Regions from separate parts of the Homo sapiens genome. Here region 1 is linked to region 2. The links are chromatin loops, found by intact Hi-C in ENCODE. Cell type or tissue: dorsolateral prefrontal cortex. All regions are shown on one strand. Each heading gives the region's core, and the rest is flanking DNA. Links, peaks and the distances in the headings are about the cores only. Region 1 overlaps ATG7 (autophagy related 7). Region 2 overlaps LINC00606 (long intergenic non-protein coding RNA 606).

Region 1 (5,382 bases), core at 73-5,072, 580 kb after region 2:
GCTGAATTTTAAAAACATAATATTAAGTGAAATAAGTTGGACCTAAAATAATACATACTCCATGATTCCATTTATGTAAAGTTAAAATAGGCAAAACCAATGTATGGACTTAGAGTAGTTGTTACTTTTGAAGGCAGTGGTTAATGACTGAGAGAAGGCATAAGACAGCCTTCTTTATACTTGGGATTTGTGTAATGTGTCTGCTTTACTTAAATAAAAATGTTTATTTAAAAATATGAAGATAGATAAATTATAGATTGTTCTCTGAGGGAGACAATCTACAATTATCCAGGTGGTAAGTCTACACAGTGCAAATGGGCTTCCTAACTACTGACTGAGGTACTGCTGCTTAATATGGAAGTTCAGATGGGGAGAGCAGAGGGAACCAAAAGAACCCACGTCCTAGAGGATTTTTTCTAAATGTCTTGTGAGCATTTTTTCCGCATTTAAAAGATTTACTTGTCGGAATTATTTATGTGCAATATGATTGTAGAAAGAAATCACCTAGAAAGAAATCACAGCCAATTCATTTTTCAGCCTCTAAACACTTGGACAGAGGAGCCATATATGAATATGTTCAAAAGAGTTAAGGCCATCTCCTGTGGGTATCAGAGAGGCATAATTAGAATGCATTGAATTCTCTCCAACTGGTTTGCTGAAGCTCTTATGTGAGCTTTTTCTTTTCCTTCCTTTAAAAAAAAATAATAAATAAATAAAAATCCGGGCATGACAACAGGAGTAGCAGTTTCCAGTCTGTTGAAGTTGTTTGCTTCCGTGACCGTACCATGCAGGGGGCGAGAGACGTTGCCCACAGCATCATCTTCGAAGTGAAGCTTCCAGAAATGGCATTTAGCCCAGGTAATTTGCCGGTCTTTGAAAATGCATATAATTATCATTTATCAGAAACGGAACCAGGTTTACTTTCTTTTCATATCGTCACAATGGCAGAAGAAAGGAAGAGAAAAGTACAACTTGTACCTCTTTGCCAATGCAGACACCTACTTCGAACAGAGGGCATGCTCTGCTATTCAGACTGGAACAAAGGCAAAGATTGTGACCAGGAAATTTTCTCTAGGCAGTTTTTTCAGTCTTCAGGATTTGTTCCCCTCTGCTCCCCCCGTTTTCAATTTTACTTTTCTTTAACACAAAATCTTTATTCCTGTCCATTCTTAAAGGAAGGATGAAGTATTAATGCACTTAAATATTTATTTGTTATATACTTAAAGTTGTATGTGATCCTGTTCTTCATATAGTAAACCAGTCAGGAAAAATGCCATTTCTCCTTCCACATTTAATATCTTCATTTGATCCTTATGTGACAGTTATCAGCTTTTACCCCCATTTTATAAATTGAGAAACTTAGACTGAGAGACATTTTATCTATAGAGAGATATATGTGTGTGTGTGTGTATATATATATACACATATATATATTTACATATGTCACAGAGATTGAATACATATTCAAGTTTGAGTAAAATAAGGATATAATGCCCAGCTCCGGATATATTTCTTTTTTTTTTTTTTTTTGAGATGGAGTCTCACTCTGTCGCCCAGGCTAGAGTGCAGTGGCGTGATCTTGGCTCACTGCAAGCTCCGCCTCCCGGGTTCATGCCATTCTCCTGCCTCAGCCTCCTGAGTAGCTGGGACCACAGGCGCCCACTACCACGCCCGGATAATTTTTTGTATTTTTAGTAGAGACGGGGTTTCACCGTGTGTTATCCAGGATGGTCTCCATCTCCTGACCTTGTGATCCGCCCACCTCAGCCTCCCAAAGTGCTGGGATTACAGGCATGAGCCACCGCTCCCGGCCAGCTTCGGGAATATTTCTTACCCGGAATCCATGTCCTATGTCAAAGTCAGAGCACGATGTCTGGCACATCATAGGTGCTTAATAAATGTTATGTAAATTTCCTAGCTCACATAAAGCCCAGCACTTTTATACTTCTTGCCAGAATAATTCCTCATCTCTATGTGATTTATATGCTTTTCAGAGCACTTTCACAACATTTATTATTATTATTATTGAGGCAGAGTCTAGCTTTGTCACCCAGGCTGGAGTGCAGTGGCATGATCTCGACTCACTGCAACCTCCGCCTCCCAGGTTCAAGTGATTCTCCCTCCTCGGCCTCCCAAGAAGCTGGGATTACAGGAGCCCGCCACCATGCCCAGCTAATATTTGTATTTTTAGTAGAGACAGGTTTCACCATGTTGGTCAGGCCAGTCTTGAACTCCTGACCTCAAGTGATCCACCCACCTTGGCCTCCCAAAGTGCTGGGATTACAGGCATGAGTCACTGAGCCTGGCCTCATATATATTATTTAGCTTGTTCCTTATATCATCCTCATGGTTCCAAGGCACATTTCTTTCCTTATGCCATAGATATGCCTTAAAATGTGTGTGTGTGTGATGGGGGAGGTGGTGTCAAAATCTCTTCCAAGGCCAGGCGCCGTGGGTTATGCCTGTAATCCCAGCACTTTGGGAGGCCGAGGCGGGTGGATCACCTGAGGTCAGGAGTTCGAGATTGGCCTGGCCGATATGGCGAAACCCCGTCTCTACTAAAAATACAAAAATGAGCTACGTGTGGTGGCGGGCGTCTGTAATCCCAGCTCTCAGGAGGCTGAGGCAGAAGAATCGCTTGAACCTGGGAGGTGGAGGTGTAGTGAGCCGACTGCACTGCTGCACTCCAGCCTGGGTGACAGAGCAAGACTCTGTCTCAAAAAAAAAAAAAAAAAAAAAAATCTCTTCTGAGATATCTTTTCTAGAGTGCTACAGTCAGAAGGATTCAGGATTGGCCCACATGACATTTTTTCAGCGATTCTATGCTCTAACACAGATGTCTTTACACAATTCGCTGAAAGATTGACAGAGTACTTCTGCTTGATCAAAGGACGATGCTGCTTTTCAGTTTAGAGCCTTTGCCTTTCTGCTGTTTTTAGATATTTGCATTGGATGTAGCACCCTCTCCTGGCAAATTCTAAAATAGCTCCTGTGTAATGTTAACTTACATGCTATACCTTTGTTTTATTAAACCACACTTAAAGATAGTCGCAGGGGTGTCCAATCTTTTGGCTTCCTTGGGCCACACTGGAAGAAGAATTGTCTTGGACCACACATAAAATACACTAACACTAATGATAGCTGATGAGCTAAAAAACAAATGCAAAAAAACTCAATGTTTTAAGAAAGTTTATGAATTTGTGTTGGGCCACACTCAAAGCTGTCCTGGGCCATGGGTTGGACAAGCGTGGTCTTAGGGAATGAGGTGAGAGTTAGCTAAAAAGTAATGTGGGTCTGGTCTGTGTGTCTGACAAGCTGCCAGGCACCTTCCATGGGGTAATCACTTAATTCTGCCAACCACTCTGCAGAGAGGCAGTTTTCTTTCCACTTTTATGACAAAGTCACTGAGTTATTCTTACATCCTACTCTCTATGATAAGGCTCATGCTTGATGATGCTGACATTTTTTTTGCTTTTTTTGAGACAGAGTCTTGCCCTGTCGCTTGAGGCTCGAGTGCAATGGCACGATCTCGGCTCACTGCAACCTCCGCCTCCTGGGTTCAAGCGATTCTCCAGACTCAGCCTCCCGAGTGGCTGGGATTACAGTCGCGTGCCACCACGCCTTGCTAAGTTTTTGTATCTTTAGTAGAGTCGGGGTTTCACTGTGTTGGCCAGGCTGGTCTCGAACCCCTAATCTCATGATCCACCCGCCTCGGCCTCCCAAAGTGCAGGGATTACAGATCCACCCGCCTCGGCCTCCCAAAGTGCTGGGACTACAGGCATGAGCCACTGTGCCCGGTCATTTTTTTTTTTTTTTTTTTTTTTGAGACAGTCTCGCTCTGTTGCCCAGACTGGAGTGCAGTGGCAGGATCTCAGCTTACTGCAATCCTGGGTTCAAAAGCAATTCTTCTGCCTCAGCCTCCTGAGTAGCTGGGACTACAGGTACACGCCGCCACACATGGCTATTTTTTTTGTATTTTAGTAGAGACGGGGTTTCACCGTGTACCCAGGCTGGTCTTGAACTCCTGAGCTCGGGCAATCTGCCTGCCTCAGCCTCCCAAGGTGCTAGGATTACAGGCGTGAGTCACACGTCCAGCCGATGCTGACATTTAAACTCAGGAACCACACCGTACATTTCCATTTGAAAAAGGTTTTCTGTCGTCCACTAATGCCTTTAACACATCTTCTTAATGCCTGATATTAAATGTAGATTATTTAGCTTAGGAAAGGCAAATGAATTTCCTGTTTTTCATGTAAATTAATATGTTCCCTCTTAGCTGTAAATAAAACTTTATGGTAAATACAACTTCATAAAGAATTTTTCTATATCATAATGTAAACTGAAAATATAAGTATGGTTGTACTTTTCAATACTTCTAAGACATCCCATAGTTGCCATGGTAATGGTATAAGGAGTATTATTTTAAATTATTTTATTTTATTTTATTTTTTGAGACAGGGTCTTGACCTGTCACCCAGGCTGGAGTGAGTGCAGTGGCAAAATCATAGCTCACTGCAGCCTTGACCTCCCAGGCTCAAACCATCCCCCCAGCTTAGCTTCCCGAGTATCTGGGACTACAGGCATGTGCCACCACACCCAACTAATTTTTGTATTTTTTGCAGAGACAGGGTTTCACTATGTTGCCCAGGCTGGTCTTGAACTCCTGGGCTCAAGCAATCCTCTAGCCTCAGCCACCCAAAGTGCTGGGACTACAGGTGTGAGCTACCTTGCGCAGTCGAGGAGTATTATTTTAAATATCCTATGTCTTCTTTTGCTTCCTCATGGTGTGTTGTGTTACAGCTCTGGCACCTGGTGGAGGAAGATGGCAGACACTGCTGCGGGTAGAGATCCCATCTTAACTCTGTTTTTTCTTGTGCTGCTCCTGCTTGCCCACTATGGGAGACAGCACCTAATTTTTTCCTAAAAAATATTTTCTTGGCCAGGTGTGGTTGCTCATGCCTGTAATCCCAGCATTTTGGGAGGCCAAGGCAGGCGGATCATGAGGTCAGGAGATTGAGACCATCCTGGCCAACATGGTGAAACCCCGTCTCTACTAAAAATACAAAAATTAGCTGGGCATGGTGGTGCGCACCTGTAGTCGCAGCTACTCAGGAGGCTGAGGCAGGAGAATCGCTTGAACCTGGGAGGCGGAGGTTGCAGTGAGCCAAGATAAGTGCCACTGCACTCCAGCCTGGCGAGACAGCAAGACTCTGTCTGTCTCTCTGTCTTTCTAGCTCTCTCTCTCTCTCTCTCTATATATATATATATAATTTAATTTGGTGTATGTCTTATAGGTATAGATTATATGGATGCAGGTATGGTAAATTACATACTATTGCCATATGTGTTATTTTTTTCATTATTAAGTTTAAAGGGCATCTA
Region 2 (5,382 bases), core at 58-5,057:
CACTGGTAGTTTCTGGGGATGGAGCTCAGGCCTTAGTAGCTTTTAAAGCTCCCCAGACGACACCAGTGTAGCCAAGGCTGTGAATTGCAGCTCTCCTGGGAGAGCAGAGAATGGAATTGTAACCACTTCTAAGTCCACTGAGCTGAGCACAGTGTCCTGCCCACAGGAAGCAGTTTTTTAATCCATATTGCACTAACGGTGGAAGTTAGATTGAGTTCCAGTACAAGTAAAACTCCCAGGACCTTACATGGCTATGCTGACCAAGCTAAGATTTATTTCAGGAAAAAAATACAAGATATTAAGACCATTAAAATGAGGATATGCATCAGGGCCAAAGGCTGCCTCATAGTGAGGGGTTCTGAGAGTCAGGGGAGAGCTCCAGTTGTTACACTGATGTGGAACGACCATGTGCTTGTTCTTTCAGATCAGGATCTACTGATGCACCTGAGATATTAGAATCAGGAAGCACACAATGGAGGGCTCATCGTGTAGGCACACATGCTGCGTTACCAGCCCTGGCACTGCACAGGGCTCCCTGAGGGAGCCCCTGAGGCCAGTTGCAGGTCATCAGTCTCATTGTGACCCTCAAACAATGCTGACAAGCTGATATCAGACACCCTGAAACTTGTCTCCACCCATGGCCACCAGTCAGTACCCTTCATGCCTTGCCCAGGGGTCCATGCTGTGCAGGCACATCTCTTACTTCAGCAAAACAGCCCAGGCTGATGCCAGACCTGCTGCAATGAGCCCTCAGTGCACCTGGGAGATAAATTCAGCCTGCTTTTCTTGAAACCTTGATACTCAAAGTGAGGTCTTGAATGAAGAGCATCAGGGTGACCTGGGAGCTTTAGAAAAGCTGGATGGCAGGTCCCAGCCCAGAACTACTGAGTCAGAACCCACATTTTCACAATGCACTTCCCCCTCGGAAGTCCTGTGCACATTGACATCTGAGATTCACTGCCTTGAAGGCCACCACACTCATGCTGTTTCTCTTCCCACTGTTCAGGCTGGCCCTCATGCCAGCGAGGCCAGTGTGTTAAGACCAGTGTGAGCATCCCAAGAAGAGGAAAGCCCCTGCATCACGGCCCAGACCCTAAGCCCACCATGTCAGCTCAGGGGGTGCAGAGTGCCTCTATAGCCTGGTCCCCTTCACTGGGAACCATCATGACTGAGGGCTGGGTGACCTTGTGCTGGTGGTGCAGGGTGATTTGTGTCCAGGGAACAGGAGGGCACTCCTATCATTGCCACTCGTCTCTCACCCAACGCATATATTCAGATGAAGTCAGGGCAGAGCTGCAGCCACTGCAGCCTTGAAGGGGAAATTCGCATGACTCATTCACTATTACCACGACCGCTCACAACAATAGCTAACGTTGAATACCCATCTTTGAGTCATCCTACTATCAGCTAGCATTTATTTGGGCATCTGGTATGTGCCAGGCACCATGCTCTTTATTCACACTAACCTATTCATCAGCACAACCTCACTACATTGATATATTGTTCAAGATCACCCAGACTGAAGAGGCAGTGCCAGGATTTGGATCCAGGTATCTGATTCCAAAGACTTCACTCTTAACTCTTACCCTGCTCGTCTTTGAGAACTGGCCCATCCAAACATGTTACAGGAGTGAACACAATAGATACAATGTCTGCCTTGTGGTCTAAAAGGAGTCATTCCTGAGCATGTGTGGTGTGCACTGTATCATTTATTTACACAGCAACCTTAAAAGGTGAGGATATTATGATCCATATTTGACACATTGAGGTAGGGCTCAGAGAGGCTGAGTCACTTTCCCCAGGGTCACACAGCTGGGTCTGGGAGGGGTGGAAGGGGTGGATGACAGCTCCAACTTGCCTCTGTGAGAGCTGAAGGGCTCAGGGTGTGTACGTGAGTACTGGGGCTTTTCCAAACTTCCCTGGCTCCTTGCCAGCTTTCCTCAGCCAGAATTTGGGAGTCCTCAGAACCCCACAGAGGGAAGCTAGCATCTTCTTTGTTACACTCTGGACTTCCCAGAGGCGGTTTCCCTGCCCCCAACGTGCTGCATGTGACTTGATCTCTCCGAGCCCCTGCTTTCCGGTCCGTAAATGAGATCTTGAGTGGTCTCATGTATGGTCACTGGCAGGGTCAGTGGGATGCCCAAATAAAACAGCCCATGGAGGAGTAGCAGCAGCAGTGGGTGCTTATACACGGCGGCTCCTTCTCTCAAATCTCAGGACCGCTGTGAGGTCTGGGAAACCCACACCCCCACTGGGAGAACATTAGCTAATAGGAAGCATCAGGAACTTGTCTTCTTTTTAGAGACAGGGTCTCACTCTGTTGCTCAGGTTGGAGTACAGCAGCACAATCATAGCTCACTGCAGCTTCGACCTCCTGGGCTCAAGCCATCCTCCCACCTCAGCCTCCTGAGCAGCTGGGACTACAGATGTGCCACCCTGCCCAGAGGAAGTTTTAAACTTGACCACTATCTCCTAGCTAAGAGAGGGGCATGAAGCCCAGGCCCCAGAGACACGGTTCCTCTGGCCGCAACCTTTGCTTCCAAGCATCTGAGTAACTAACTGCCCATCAGGGATCAGGGGAAAGAGGCCCTTCCGACACCAGCGCAATATTCTTCTGCTTGGCCACATGAGGGCAGCACACGCCTGTATAAAGCACAGCTCTGGCTACAGCTCCGCCTGGGGATGAGGATGTCACTCAGCTTCCAGAAGAACCAGCTGAGTTCATGCTTGCAAAGCCACCAGATCTCTGTGCCCTATTGTGCCTACTCGCCTTACTCTGCCCAGTGTCCCTCCTCCCACCGCCCTTGTTTCACAGATATCATCCAATCCTCTCTCCAAGGTAAGTGTTTACTTTAAGCGTTAAAGCCATAGGCTAAACAGCCTCCCATCATTTTCCGTTCAGCAAATATTTACTGTGCACCTGCTTCATGCCAGGCACTATTCCTGGTGCTGGAGACTCAGTAACAAAACAGGCAGAGATCTCTGTCATCACTGAACTCAGTCTCATGGAATGTTTGGGCTGCTGTCCCCCATGCAACATTTTATTATGTAAAATGTTCAAACATGCAGAAAAGTTGAAAGAATAGCACTCGTGTAATGAACCCCATAGACCCACCATCTTTATCACATAACTGCCCACTTATTTATCTCCTTATCCGTTCACTCTACTTTTAAATGCATTTCCAAATAAGAAGGAGACATCACAATATCTCTGCTTGATATTGTTACCCAGAGGGCAGTTTATTTGTGCCTTTTAAAAGTAAAATCAACATATAGTGTGATGTACAGATCTTAAGTGACCCATCAAATGACTATTGACAAGTACACACACTTGTCCACCCAAATAGAATCAAGATAGAAAACACTGTTAGCTGCCTTTTATTAGCTCTGCAATTTTGGGCTGGTTATTTAACTTTTCTGGATTAGTTTTCAGAGTTAAAAAAACAAAGTTGTTGAGAGAATTAAATGAAATAATATGTGACAGTGCCTGGGGCACAACAGACACATGGGTTAAGCAGTCAGCCTGCCTCAGTGGAGTTCCCACTCCACTATGTTCTGGCTGTGTGACTTTGGACAAGTTGCTTAACCACTCTGAACCTCTGTTTCCTTCTCGGAAATCAGCCATAACACTACTTTTTAGCAACATTCTCAACCATGGCTGAAAACTAGAATCATCTGAGGAGCTTCTAAATATTACTAACATTTCCTAATTATTTGAAAATCTGTAAATATACTTTTGGATTAGAGAATGGTTAGAGTTAACAGAACTGGGTTCCACTAACTTCTGCTAACATGGGTGTCAGCTCTCTGGGCCTCAGTTTTTCATCTCTAAAATGGCTGCATCATGGGCTTGTTGGGGGGTCTGAGAGGAGGTTGAGAGCTGTGACGTGTTCCACCCTTATTAGATATCTTTATTTAGAAACATTGGCATCAGAAAGGGCCTTCTAGATCTTAATTGGACAGAATTAGCCATTTTAGAGAAGAGGAACCAAGGCACATGGAAGAACCAAACTTTTTATCATACCTTAGAAAATTCAATCTGGCCTTGATGATGCCTCATGCCCCAGGGGTACAATGACCCCAAACAGGTCATATCTTACCTTCCTCAGGCAGCCTCTCCCAATCACACAGGTATCTTTCTCTTTCCTCTCTTGTCTGCTTTATATAGTTAGGAATTTATTAGAAACTCTCGTGTTTTCTACTATATAGGAAAAATGAAATTGGTGGCACATCTACCTCCACTACCCATGCCTGCGCCCCAAACAGACATTAATAATGGATTGCTGAACTTTTTCCCACTGAGTCCATGACTGCCTTAGCTGTCTATCCTACAGAATACTCAAACAGACATAATCAGATAATCACTGTTGAAAGGTTAAATAAAATCTCTTTTGCTATTTTTCTGAGATGAAATTTAAATAAATATTGGCTGGCAATGTCAGCTGCTTTGTTTCCCCAAATAGAGTATCAATTCTTCAAGGACAGGACCATATATTATCTTCTTCCATATTCTAACAAATGTTCAAGCATTTTGGAAAGCAGATATCTTTAAGCTACCTTTCCTTGACTGGAGAAGCAGTGTGCCATGGTGGGCAGCACAGGGTCTCTGGAATAGATAATCCTGACTTTTAAACATAGTTCTGCCACTCGCTGGTTGGGTGACCTGGGGCAAAATGACTTCATTTTCTGAGCCCAGTTTTCTCATCTACAAAATAGAGGAACATACTTGCCTCTCTTTCAAGAATACTGCAAAGAGTTTGTGAGCCCATGCAGGTAAATCTCCTGGCACAGTGATTGGGACATGGCAAGTGCTCAGTAAATGACAACTTTGTCATTAGCACAATTGTCAAGGTGGAGGAAGGAGGATGTGAGCTAAGTCTATACAATCATAAGTCAGACTCACTCACTGGAACCTGACACAAAATAAAAAAGACAGCCATCGGTGCCTGGAACAGGCGAGCACATGATAAGTATGTGTCACTTGCACGGCAATTAATACAGGTATTTGCCATTGCAAAGGTAACGCTTTCTGGGACAGAGCTAGATCAAGAAATGTCTGGGTGAATTTGTGCCTGGAGAGCACATGGGACCCTGGAGAGAAGGGAGTGACGGCCTCACCATGCCAACTAGTCAGAGTAGGGCAGGTATGTCTGGGAAATGACCTGTCTACAGGTGACGGGGAAGAAGGCGAGCCAGGCAGGTGAGACGGTGTGGAGAGGATGGGGGCTGGTGAGCCAGTGTGTGTCCCAGCAGGTGAGTGGAAGAACACAGCCACTTGTGAGAAGCTGAGGGGCAGAGACCCAGGCAGGTAGGTGGGAGACATTTGGCACCAACTGCATGTGGAGGTGCAGAGGAAGTTTCCAGGTTTGGGGGCAGGGATGG

The links. A loop is a pair of places that touch in the nucleus more often than their neighbours do. Peaks named below come from ENCODE experiments on the same cell type or tissue, not always from the same donor. Only the 100,000 strongest peaks of a DNase experiment are listed, where the experiment ranks them.
Region 1: a loop joins it to region 2, with 5 times the contacts of the local background. A loop is called at or near these places in 28 of 110 quality-filtered maps.

The regions. Positions count from the first base shown.
Region 1 is chr3:11,332,236-11,337,617 of GRCh38, forward strand. It overlaps ATG7 (autophagy related 7), which reads left to right. Exons shown (of 21, transcript NM_001349232.2): 11 at 737-858. Among named protein-coding and RNA genes, the nearest start is that of ATG7, 63 kb to the left of the region's middle. In dorsolateral prefrontal cortex, for the core only: CTCF peaks have their summits at 2,966 (motif pointing left) and 3,172; no DNase peak of the experiment used is centred there.
Region 2 is chr3:10,756,122-10,761,503 of GRCh38, forward strand. It overlaps LINC00606 (long intergenic non-protein coding RNA 606), which reads right to left. Exons shown (of 3, transcript NR_152730.1): 3 at 3,221-5,382. Among named protein-coding and RNA genes, the nearest start is that of LINC00606, 5.4 kb to the right of the region's middle. RefSeq lists an enhancer at 2,483-2,777. In dorsolateral prefrontal cortex, for the core only: CTCF peaks have their summits at 2,630 (motif pointing right) and 2,829; a DNase peak (open chromatin) is centred at 2,680; H3K27ac peaks cover 407 bases.